2 separate regions of the Homo sapiens genome follow, and region 1 is linked to region 2. The links are chromatin contacts, found by Hi-C or POLR2A ChIA-PET in ENCODE. All regions are on one chromosome and are shown on one strand. The core of a region is the stretch at or near the end of the contact, and the rest is flanking DNA. Distances in the headings are between cores, read along the strand shown.

Evidence for each region. A loop is a pair of places that touch in the nucleus more often than their neighbours do. ChIA-PET counts read pairs that join two places held with the same protein, here RNA polymerase II (POLR2A). Pooled maps may share reads with other maps.
Region 1: a loop to region 2 is called in a pooled map, with 2.0 times the contacts of the local background. The contact joins two enhancer-like sites. A Hi-C loop is called at or near these places in 1 of 50 pooled maps. POLR2A ChIA-PET finds 5 or more read pairs at or near these places in 3 of 52 experiments (HEK293, K562 and activated CD4-positive, alpha-beta T cell).

What each region holds. Positions count from the first base shown.
Region 1 is chr6:3,023,211-3,029,201 of GRCh38, reverse strand. LOC101927759 (a long non-coding RNA gene) reads right to left here and starts at 5,139. Exons shown (of 3, transcript NR_152848.1): 1 at 5,029-5,139; 2 at 2,331-2,449; 3 at 1,768-2,257. It also overlaps the pseudogene HTATSF1P2. RefSeq lists enhancers at 2,085-2,244, 3,213-3,322, 4,766-5,965 and a silencer at 3,433-3,727. Within about 2 kb of position 2,026, at least 11 of the 41 ENCODE cell types and tissues checked have a DNase peak (open chromatin) inside an H3K27ac peak, as active enhancers do.
Region 2 is chr6:2,908,650-2,914,632 of GRCh38, reverse strand. No RefSeq gene overlaps it. Among named protein-coding and RNA genes, the nearest start is that of SERPINB9, 8.3 kb to the right of the region's middle. RefSeq lists an enhancer at 5,203-5,983 and a silencer at 5,884-5,983. Within about 2 kb of position 3,297, at least 3 of the 41 ENCODE cell types and tissues checked have a DNase peak (open chromatin) inside an H3K27ac peak, as active enhancers do.

The sequences.
Region 1 (5,991 bases), core at 777-3,276, 120 kb before region 2:
TGAATGTCTTTCTTTAAACATTTTATACATGATTATTTTGTGTTACATATCCCGTAATGCCAATATTTGAAGACTGTGGGTGATTAAATCTATTGCTTGTTGTTTTTATTTCCAATCATGTTTTGTTTCCTCATGTGTTTGATAATTCTGGAGAGCATATATTACACTCATCTTAATCAATGGGAATCTTAATAGCCATGAGATCATGGTTTTCTCCAGAGAGAATTTATGTTTACTTAAATTACTTACTATACTTAAGGTTTTTATCACTTGGGATCATTTTGTATTTTGCTGACTGCTGGTTGTGGATACAATAAATTCCAAATCCAAACTCTATGGAACAGGAGTTTATTTTTCTACCGAGAAGGAAAAAGGCTGCCTGCCAGTCTCCCTGTAAGGGTGAACGTACTTTTCTACCCACTTTGGAGCTCCTCCACAAAGTCTTGATTCAGCTGCCCACATGGTGTGTCCCGAATTGGTGGGTTCTGAATTGGTGGGTTCTTGGTCTGATTTCAAAAACCCAGCTGCAGACCCTTAGGGTGGGTGTGACAGTTAAGTTTTTTTTTTGGTGGGTTTGCAGTCTCGCTGGCTGAGGCAGAAAGTGAAAGCTGCAGGCCTTTGTGACGACTGTTACAACTCATAAACGCAGTGTAGACCAGAAAAGAGTACAACAGCAAAAGCTATTACAATAAGCAAAAAAACAAAACCGTCACAGCATGGAAACAAATCCGACTTCGTTGCTATTGCTGGCTAGGGCAGCCTGCTTTTATACTCTTATCTGGCCCCACCCACATCCTGCTGATTGGTAGAGCCAAGTGGTCTGTTTTGACAGGGTGCTGATTGGTGCGTTTACAATCCCTGAGCTAGACATAAAGGTTCTCCAAGGCCCCACCAGAATAGCTAGATACAGAGTGTGGATTGGTGCATTCACAAACCCTGAGCTAGACACAGGGTGCTGATTGGTGTGTTTACAAACTTTGAGGTAGATACAGAGTGCCAATTGGTGTGTTTACAATCCCTGAGCTAGACATAAAGGTTCTCCACGTCCCCACCACACTCAGGAGCCCAGCTGGCTTCACCCAGGTGGAGCTGCCTGCCAGTCCCGCGCCCTGTGCCTGCACTTCTCAGCCCTTGGGTGGTTGATGGGACTGGGCGCCTGGAGCAGGAGGCGGCGCTCTTGGGGGAGGCTTGGGCTGCCCAGTAGCTCACGGAGAGTGGGGGAGGCTCAGGCATGGCGGGCTGCAGGTCCCGAGCCCTGCCCCGCGGGAAGGCAGCTAAAGCCCGGCGAGAAATCGAGCGCAGCGCCCGTGGGCTGGCACTGCTGGGGGACCCAGTACATCCTCCGCAGCCGCTGGCCCGGGTGCTAAGCCCTTATTGCCCGGGGCCGACAGGGCCGCCCGGCTGCTCTGAGTGCGGGGCCCGCCAAGCCCACGCCCACCCGGAACTCCAGCTGCCCCGCAAGCGTCGCGCGCAGCCCCGGTTCCCGCTCGCGCCTCTCTCTGCACACCTCCCTGCAAGCTGAGGGAGCCGGCTCCGGCCTTGGCCAGCCCAGAAAGGGGCTCCCACAGTGCAGCGGCGGGCTGAAGGGCTCCTCAAGTGCCGCCGAAGTGGGAGCCCAGGCAGAGCAGGCGCCGAGAGCGAACGAGGGCTGTGAGGACTGCCAGCACGCGGTCACCTCTCAATGGCACAGCCCCCAGGCCTGGTCTTGCTCCCTTTTGCTTGGTTATTAGTATTTGATGCCAACGCAGCCTAAGGTTCCACTCTCGCTTGCCAATCCACTGTCAGCAACTTGTTTATTGTGGTGGTGGTGGTTGTGGGGTGAGGGGTTGGGGATATGCTTGGGCATTTTCCTTCATTTTTATGATCTTAGTAACACATTTAAAAGTGCACTTGCTGTGATTTACTTGGCATCTAGAAGTGTTGCTGCAGGAGAGCTTTTCAGATGTCTTGTCTGCCACAGAACAGGAAGTGAAAGTCTCTGCATGGTTTTTGACCTCACCCAGACACGACACAAGAATCTCTGACCCACAAAACATGAGATCCTTGTTGAGCCGGGGACCCCGCCTTAGGTTTCTGGTGTCGCTTCTTAAAAATGGCCTTTGTTCAGTGCTGCTTCAATTCCCCGAAGGGTTCCTTCCAGCAGTGGAGCAGAGCACAAGCTTTGGAAAAGGCCGCCTGGTTTTTAGTTTGCGTGCTGCCTCTTGTAGGGGTGGAGCCTGGTCAAGTGACTTGAGCTCTGTAAGTTTCGGTTCACCATCTGTAACATGAAGATAACAAAACCTTCTTACAGATTGTCAGCTCAGGCTGCGAGACATCAACAGAGGACATACCTTCCATCCATGATTCAAGAGTTCAGATGACACACACTTGGATTCTGGGCAGCTTTACTCTCAATACATTCTCATCAAACACATCACTGGCTGCATCGACGTTCCAGCGCATCAGCCCACTTTATGGGAAGAAAGAAATGGGGAGAGATGAGCAGAAATCAGACTTCTTAGCAGACACAACCCGAGGCAGGGTCAGCACCTGGGCCGTCAGGATCCCAGACAGGATTTCAAGCTCCTCCTGGGATTCTAGTGGGGAAGGTTTCTCCTGACAGGACTGAGGACACACTGGCACCTTGCGTATCAGCTGGGGCAGCTATGGAAGCTAGACTCCCTTTCTTTCATAGATGGGGAAAGTGAGGCCCGAAGAGGTGGGGGAGCTTGTTCAGGGGTACTCAGCTGCTGGCAGAGCTGGGCCTGGATGCAGGACTGCATCAGCCTCTTCTGCCTCTGTCACTTCCCCACAAGGGCAGATTCTTTCTCACCTTTTCCTCCTCCTTCTTTGTGTATACACTTAACCTGCTTCATGAGGAGATATGCTACTTTAAATTTTGTTATAATTTTTATATACCTCTATGAATGTTTTTAGATTATGGTCATCAGATTCCAAAATTAATTTATGTTTTGTCTTCACTGGAGTACTGCATATTCCCATGTAGATAGTCACCATGCTTGCAGCATTATTTAGGATTCTTTGATTGTAACTGCTGTACACTCAACTCACAGCATTAAGCAAAAAAGGCAACATCTTGCCTCACATAACTGAAGAGCTGAAGAGGAAAAGCTCCAGTTCAGGCAGGGGTGGATGCAGGAGTTCACAGCGTGTCACTAGGAAGTTGTCTCTCTGTGTGGCTTGGCTGCACCGTCCTCTGCCTGGGCTGCATTTGTAGGCCAACGCTGTCTATGTGTTGGCCCCTGACCCACTTACTTCATCACAGCTCCAAGTCCAGAAACAAGAAAGGTCTCTCTTTCCTGATAGGTCCAATGAACCCCTGAGTTCAGTCTCACTCCCTGGGGTGGTTACAGCTAGGCCACGGAACACTGTGATCAGTCAGGGCTGTGAACTGCCACTCCTGGGGTCGGAGGAGGGGCTACCCTTATGAACACCACATAGCTTGGTTGAAAGGGCATGGTTCCCCCACCACACACAAAAAAACAAGGTGTTACAATCAGAAAAAATGGGAATAGATATGGGACAGGCAAAGATGACTCTTCACAGCATCTGCCATGCAGCGGCTCAGAGTGCTTTGTCACTACCCCAATCACAGGCACTTTGGTTGCTTCCAGAGAGGAACCAGACGCCCTGGGTTCAAACCACATCTGCCCCTCTACAGCTATGACCCTTGGGCAGATGTCTTTTTTTTTTTTTTTTTTTGAGATGGAGTCTCGCTCTGTGGCCAGGCTGGAGTGCAATGGCACGATCTCACCTCACTGCAACCTCCACCTCCCGGGTTCAAGTGATTCTCCTGCCTCAGCCTCCCAAGTAGCTGGGACTATAGGCATATGCCACCACACCCGGCCAATTTTTGTATTTTTTAGTAGAGACGGGGTTTCACCATGTTGGCCAGGCTGGTCGTGAACTCCTGACCTCAGGTGATCCTCCCACCTCGGCCTCCTTTTAAAGTGCTAGGATTACAGGATGGAATAACACTTTCCTTTAAGGGCCAACGAAATCACTTGAGCATGCATCCATCAGAGGGAGGGCGGCTTAGGAGAGGTTCCCACACGGTGCCCACTGCTGAACTGTTCATTAGCTAGCTTTTTCCTGCATCCCCATCTTATCGCCATTTTCTGGGGCTCGGTTTTTCCGTCTTGAGAAAGAAATAGGCCTGTGCTTATTTCCCTCTCCCCTGGGACAAGGCACCAGCCACTCTCCTGAGCTGCTGGGAACTTCTCCAAAATTCCTGGTGCTTCCTCACATTGAGCAACATGAGTCTCTTTCCTCTTTTTACCAGGCTCCACCCACGAGAGGCTCTGAGACAAACTACACAACCAAAGAAGTCTTTCTGCATCCACAAAGCCCTGTTTGCCTAAGAAAAAGGTCGCGGGGCCCAATCACACACACCTGGCTGCAGTCATTTCCAATTTTCTTTTTTTTTTTTTAATGGCAATTCCTGCTGCCCTGCTGATACTGAATTTATTTTTTATTTTAAGTTTTTCAGCAATAAGATCTTAAAAACCGGCCGGGCGCGGTGGCTCATGCCTGTAATCCCAGCACTTTGGGAAGCCAAGGCAGGCAGATCACCTGAGGTCGGGTGAGTTCAGCCTGACCAACATGGAGAAACCCTGTCTCTACTAAAAATACAAAATTAGCCGGGCATGGTGGCGCATGCCTGTAATTCCAGCTACTCGGGAGGCTGAGGCAGGAGAATCGCTTGAACCAGGGAGGTGGAAGTCGAGGTGAGCCGAGATCGCGCCATTGCACTCCAGCCTGGGCAACAAGAGTGAAACTCCGTCTCAAAAAAAAATTCTTAAAAACCGGCAGAAAATGTATCAGGGTGCCCGGTACTAACAGGAGATGAGACATAGGCAAGAGCCCAGCCCTCGAATTGCTAACAGTTTTGCTTGGGAACCGGAATTAATGTCTTCAGCATACTCAGGCCAAGGTGACAGCACCGGCTCTCAGAGAGGTTGGATTTCAGCAACTTCCCATCCTCTCAACCCACACAGGAACAGGCCCCTCGGCAGTTCGAGAACGCACCTTCCCATACTTCAGAGTTGCCGGAGGGAGGGTGGAGGACCTCCTGCCTCACAGTGATCTGAGGTCCAGAAACCCTAGGGACCCCAGCTTGAGGCTCTGAAGGGCTGTGACACAGCCTCTTTGCCTGCCAGCCCCGCCCCGGATGCAGCCTGCTGAGCGAGGGTGGAGGAGGGGAGCTATGTGGCCAAAACCCTGAGTCACTGAGGAGCACGAGGGAGCCGCCCTTTCCGGCGTGTCTCCCGAGGCTGTCTGCCCTTCCCCAGCCTCTGCAGCCTACAATCCCAATCAAGAGCCAGCCCGGTTTCTGCAAGCACACAGGAGCAGAAGAGAAACCAGTGAAGACTTCACCGCTGCATATCAGGCCAGCGACGGCTGCTCGGTGACGGCGCTGCTCTGCCACCAAGAAAAACCCCAAACCCACTGATCCCACAAAGAGGGGAGAAAAAGGAAGGCTTCATGCTGAAGAAGGAGAAATACAAACGTGTATGTGCCGGTTTGCCTCTGGTCGTTACCGTGGAGGCATTCACACGCCTGTCCATTTGGCATTATTATGAGCGATCCCCAGACAGAAGAACTTAAGGTCAAGTTTTACAGAGATAACCAAGGACATCTTAAAGGAGACAGGCTGTGCGATCATTGGAAGAGGGAAGCTGTGGATCTTGCATTCATGCATTTGGATGAAGATGACACTGGAAACTGCACGTTGCAGGTTGAGGTGGCCAAGTATCAACGGAATGGGAAATATGAGGCTTCAGGAAGGAAGTGCGCGAACCACAGGAAGGCTCCGTCTCTACGGCAGAAGCGGCCACGCCGCAGCCCATCCAAACGCCGCGACACGAGTGAGTTGTCCTCATCGAACACATTTCATCCTGTGGATTTTGAGGATGGCCAGAGAAGACCTTCAAGGAGAGTCAAGTTTGGACCAACTCGGAGGCTCATTGTCTTTGACAGACACCCAGCTGG
Region 2 (5,983 bases), core at 2,048-4,547:
ACCTAGGAGATCGGGAACAAACTCAGTCTCCTCATCTTGGTGGGTACTTACTGCAGGGCCTCGGTGTGTGATAGTGAGGGTTAGCTGAGAGGCACATAAAGAACTTAGGGCGGTGCCTGTTTGCACTAGGGGCGGGTACAGCCAGCTGGTCTCTGAGGGTGCCTGTGAGCCCTGCAGCAGTCCTGTTGCTGAGGCCCCATATTGGCTACTCTGTGACTAAGCCAGTGTATTCGTTTCCTATTGCTGCCATCACAAATTACCTCAAACCTCAAATGGCTGAAAACAACCGAGCTTTACACCGTACAGCTCTGAAGTCAGAACTCCAAAACGGGTCAGCTGGGTTGATTCCTCCCAAGGCTCCGGGGAGAATCTGCTTCCTGGCCTTTTCCAGCTCCTAGAGGCCGCCTGTGTTCCATGGCTTGTGGCTCCGCATCACCCTGACCTCTGCCTCTGTCCTCACGTCTCCTCTGGCTGTGGCCCTCCTCCCTCTCTCATGAGGACCTGTGATCACACTGAGCCCACCCAGATGATCTATAAGAATGATTTGTGATCCTAATGTCTAAAAATGGAGTGGCTTGTGTTATGTGTGTAAACCAAAAATAAAATTCTAAGCCCTCAGTCCTCTATATGGACCCGTCCTCTCGGTAAAGGCCCAAAGCTAACTTGCAAACTAGTTCAGGCCATGATGGGAAGGGGAGCCGGACATGCCTCATTATGCAGTCTTCCGTTTTGGAATTACTGATAGAGCAGACTCTTTAAGTCTGATAAGAAACATTTACGGTTTATTATGTCTCACACCTGCTACCTGGAGGCTTCACCTGCATGATAAAAGCTTGGTGTCCACAACCCCTTATCATCATCCAGACATTCCTTTCTATTGATTCAGAAAACCTCTGGGTTTGCCTATGACCTGGAAGCCCCTGCTTCCAGTTGTCCTGCCTTTCCAAACCAAAGTACATCTTACACGTATTGATTGATGTCTCATGTCTCCCTAAAATGTATAAAACCAAGCTGTGTCCTGACCTTGGGCACCTGTTCTCAGGACCTCCTGAGGCCGTGTCATCGGCATGCCCTTAACCTTGGCAAAATAAACCTCTAAATTGATCCAGACTTGCCTCAGATACTTTTTGGTTTTCAAGTGGCATGAAGCCCACAGTGAAGTTGTTTACTCCTTAAAGTGGTAAGCGTATGTGTACTAGACTGAGCCTGAGCTCATAGTAAAGTTGTTTTTCTTTAAGGCGATAAACATATGTATAAGAGATGAGATTACATTTGCTGTGGCATGTACCACTTGAGACCCAAAAGGAACCGATAGAAAATGGAGCCAAAAGGTGGCTGAGATGATGATGACGGACACACCTGGGGAAAACCATAAAACCAGCAAGGAACTGACACTGTCAGAGGCACCTTGAGAATTCCTGCCTGTAGGAGACATCACACTCTGGGGACTGTTGTGGGGTGGGGGGAGGGGGGAGGGATAGCATTAGGAGATATACTTAATGTTAAATGACGAGTTACTGGGTGCAGCACACCAACATGGCACATGTATACATATGTAACTAACCTGCATGTTGTGCACATGTACCCTAAAACTTATAATAGAAAAAAAAAAGTGCCTCCTCCCGGTGAGACGGGCTGCCCAGAGGCTCTGTGTGAGAGGAGTGTCTGCTGTGCTGGCCTCCTCAGCCACAGCCTGGGTTTGCCATTCCGCTCATTACTGCCTTTAGTAATTGTATCATGTCATTCCCATCACTCACAGGAAAAGAAACAATGAAAAAAATAATTGTATTGTGAATGTTTGCTCGATTGATTGGGTATGTGTGAGTCTCTGGCAATAAACCATATTTAAGCATTGCAAATTGGCTACCGGGTCATTGGGAAACCTGGCTTTGATCTGAGCACACAGGCCAGAAGAACCTGATTACAATAACATTTAAAATGAACATAATACCAGATAACCAGCACGTCTCCCATCTCAAGATTCTTAACTAGAGGGACCACATCGGCAAAATCTCTTTTGCCATGTAAGACAGTCACTGGTTTTGGGGATTAGGAGGTAAGACATCTTTGGCAAGGGGCATTATTCTGCTGGCTACACCCCAGTGTTCACTGACTGGGGACTGACGACTAGGTGGCCATAGAGGGCTTGGTTGATGTGCTTCTGATCCAGACCTTCCCTGGTGGATGAATTCAGGTGCAGATGGCACTTTTTTTTTTTTTTTTTTTTTTTTTTTGGAGACAGTCTCACTCTTTCACCCAGGCTGGAGTGCAGTGGTGCAATCTCGGCTCACTGCAACCTGCACCTCCTGGATTCAAGTGATTCTCCTGCCTTAGCGTCCTGAGTAGCTGGGATTACAGGTGTGTGCCACCACGCCTGGCTAATTTTTTGTATTTTTAGTAGAGACAGGATTTCACCATGTTGGCCAGGCTGGTCTCGAACTCCTGACCTCAAGTGATCCACCCGCCTCAGCCTCCCAAAGTGCTGGGATTACAGACGTGAGCCACTGCGCCCTGCCCAGATGGCACTTTTGCCAGCAGTTTATTAAGGAGGAGGGTGATGAGAGCAACTCATGAAATATGTTTTTCTTGCCCCTGAGCATCTCCTCTGCCATGGCCATGGTGCTCATAGGGACAGGTGGAAATGTACCTATCACATGGGGAGAATGATGGCATGTTTTTCTCCTGTGCTTCCACAGAGGGGCCTTTTCATACCTTCACATCAGCCGGTAAAAGCTGGGGTGGCCTGTAGGTGGCAGGAAGGACCTCATGATAGCACATGGCAGAAATGGATAGAAAGGTGAACTGTGCAGGATGGGGAATCTCCTGTAGTGTTTGTGGGAGAAATCAAGTGATGAAGTTATTTTCTCTAGACAAAAGCATCCATAAATCACAGCAAAATTGCATCTTTGATAAGGTAAAGCTACAATTCTATTCCACAAAAAGACAATTTCAATTTTTTGTTTTAAACTTTTGCTAAATGTGTTTAAAATAGAATTGCAGCTGTAAATGAACCTTCCATAAAATGGGTTATTTTTAGTGGATGATAATGAATACGTGAAAAAAGAAAAAAACACAAATGAGAATGTATATCTTCTGGAGCTTAGAGGGCAAATATATTCTGACTGCCCCAAAATGGATGATGGGAACCATATGTACAAATGAGGTAGTGGGCACTGCTTTAGGGAAGCAGTCCTTAACCTTTCTGAGTCTCAGGTTTCTTTGATGATCTGGGGAAGTGTCTCGGCGTGTTACCACCTGTGCAATGTTGTGCAAGTCACATTAGTGGTGTCTGGCTGACCTCTCGAACTGCATCCACAGACCTCAGCTGAAGATCCCCCTGCAGCTGTTTCTTCCAGCTTCTGGTGGAAGGGCCGGTGATAGAGGAACAACCTTAATTTTCACTGTGGCTTGACATTTAAATCACAGTGTTACCTGGAGAACTTCTGTAAAATTACTGGTGAAACATTTTCAGTTTTATGTCTGCTCTTTCTTGTGTTCCCTGGGGCCAGGTTAGATTTAAACCTGAAGACTCATTTTTTTTTTTTTTCTGTTCTGTTTTCCTCCTGTTATCAAGGCTTCCTAGCATGAATAAATCTGCCAGACCCATGGTTCTCACCTAGGGGGCAACTGTGCCCCGGCCTGGAGGACATTTGGCAATGTCTGGAGACATTTTTGGTTATCATCATTGAGGGGTAGGTGTGCCTGGCATGGAGGGGGTGGAGGCCAGGGATGCTGCTGAATGTCCTGCACTGCACAGGACAGCACCCAGTGCAAAGAATGATCTGGCTTCACACATCAGCAATACGTCAGTTGAGAAACCCTGCGCTAGACAATTAAAGCATTTCGTTATAGGACCCTACCTAATTTTTTGTGTAGAGATTCATTTGGAGGTCCCTCTTTAGGGGAAGTAAGAGGGCAATGTTCGAAGTTGGCATTGCTGTTTAATATTACCAGGCACTTTGTTTAAACAAAGATAACGACGTTCACCAAGACTTCCAGTCACTTCCCATTGAAGTGAATATATCTTAGAATCGCTGACAGACTTTGGAGAAAAAAACACGTTTTAGTAAGTAGTACTCAGAATCAATGAAAAGGAAAATAAAAGAGGAACTACAGAAGAGTAGAGAATACACACAATTCTGCTGCCATCACATGTACTTAGAATTGCACTTGTGTAATTATAATTTTTATTTATTATTTTTTTTTTGAGACAGAATCTCAGTCTGTTGCCCAGGCTGGAGTGCAGTGGTGCGATCTTGGCTCACTGCAACCTCCATTTCCTGGGTTCAAGCCATTCTCCTGCCTCAGCCTCCTGAGTAGCTGGGATTACAGGCGCATGCCACCACGCCTGGCTAATTTTTGTATTTTTAGTAGACATGGGGTTTCACCATATTGGCCAGGCTGGTCTTGAACTCCTGACCTCAAGTGATCCACCTGCCTTGGCCTCCCAAAGTGTTAGGATTACAGGTGTGAGCCACTGGGCCTGGTCTAATTTTAATCTTTAATATTGCTTCTAAATTACATCTCCCTTGTTTATTTTTTGATAACCCTCTTCTGATGTCAATTTCAATATGTCCATTCTCCTGCGCCCAAATCTGCGTCTCCTCCTTAAACCCCGTCTTCCAGCATGCAGCACAAGGCTCAGCCATCAGGGCCTCCTCCCCCATCTCACCTCTGGGTGCTGGACTGGTTTCCTCTCAAGGCCTCTTACATTCGCCCCCTTTCTGAGTCATCCCTGCTACTGCCTGGCTTCACAATCCCCCTTTAGCTTCTACACTACCATCTTAACTGCCTTTTAAGCACTCTCTCCAAGCACAGCCTGAAACCTCCCTCTGTCTCATAAACCCCCATTACTGACAGAATAGTTTTTGTAAATAAAAAATCTGTTCATTAAACTGAGGCTTTAAATGTGAGTAGCTTTTATTTACTTAAACGTGTACTCACAGTCCAGAAAAACCCTTCCATAATGCAATACATGAGGCTCAAACAAATTCTACCAGGTTGAAGGGGTGGGTCGCCCCTCCACACCTGTGGGTGTTTCTCGTTAGGTGGAACGAGAGACTTGGAAAAGAAAAAGACACGGAGACAAAGTATAGAGAAAGAAATAAGGGCACCCAGGGGACCAGCATTCAGCATATGGAGGATCCCGCCGGCTTCTGAGTTCCCTTTGTATTTATTGATCATTCCTGGGTGTTTCTGAGAGAGGAGGATGTGTCAGGGTCACAAGACAATAGTGGGGAGAGGGTCAGCAGACAAACACGTGAACAAAGGTCTTTGCATCATAGACAAGGTAAAGAATCAAGTGCTGTGCTTTAGATACGCATCCACATAAACATCTCAATGCTTTACAAAGCAGTATTGCTGCCCGCATGTCCCACCTCCAGCCCTAAGGTAGTTTTTCCCTATCTCAGTAGACGGAACGTACAATCGGGTTTTATACCGAGACATTCCATTGCCCAGGGACGGGCAGGAGACAGATGCTTTCCTCTTGTCTCAACTGCAAGAGGCATTCCTTCCTCTTTTACTAATCCTCCTCAGCACAGACCCTTTACGGGTGTCGGGCTGGGGGACGGTCAGGTCTTTCCCTTCCCATGAAGCCATATTTCAGACTATCCCATGGGGAGAAACCTTGGATAATACCTGGCTTTCCTAGGCAGAGGTCCCTGCGGCCTTCCGCAGTGTTTGTGTCCCTGGATACTTGAGATGAGGGAGTGGTGATGACTCTTAAGGAGCATGCTGCCTTCAAGCATCTGTTTAACAAAGCACATCCTGCACAGCCCTTAATCCATTTAACCCTGAGTCTGACACAGCACATGTTTCAGAGAGCACGGGGTTGGGGGTAAGGTCATAGATCAACAACATCTCAAGGCAGAAGAATTTTTCTTAGTACAGCACAGAATGGAGTCTCCTATGTCTACTTCTTTCTACACAGACACAGTAACAATCTGATCTCTCTTGCTTTTCACCACACCAGGTAGCATGC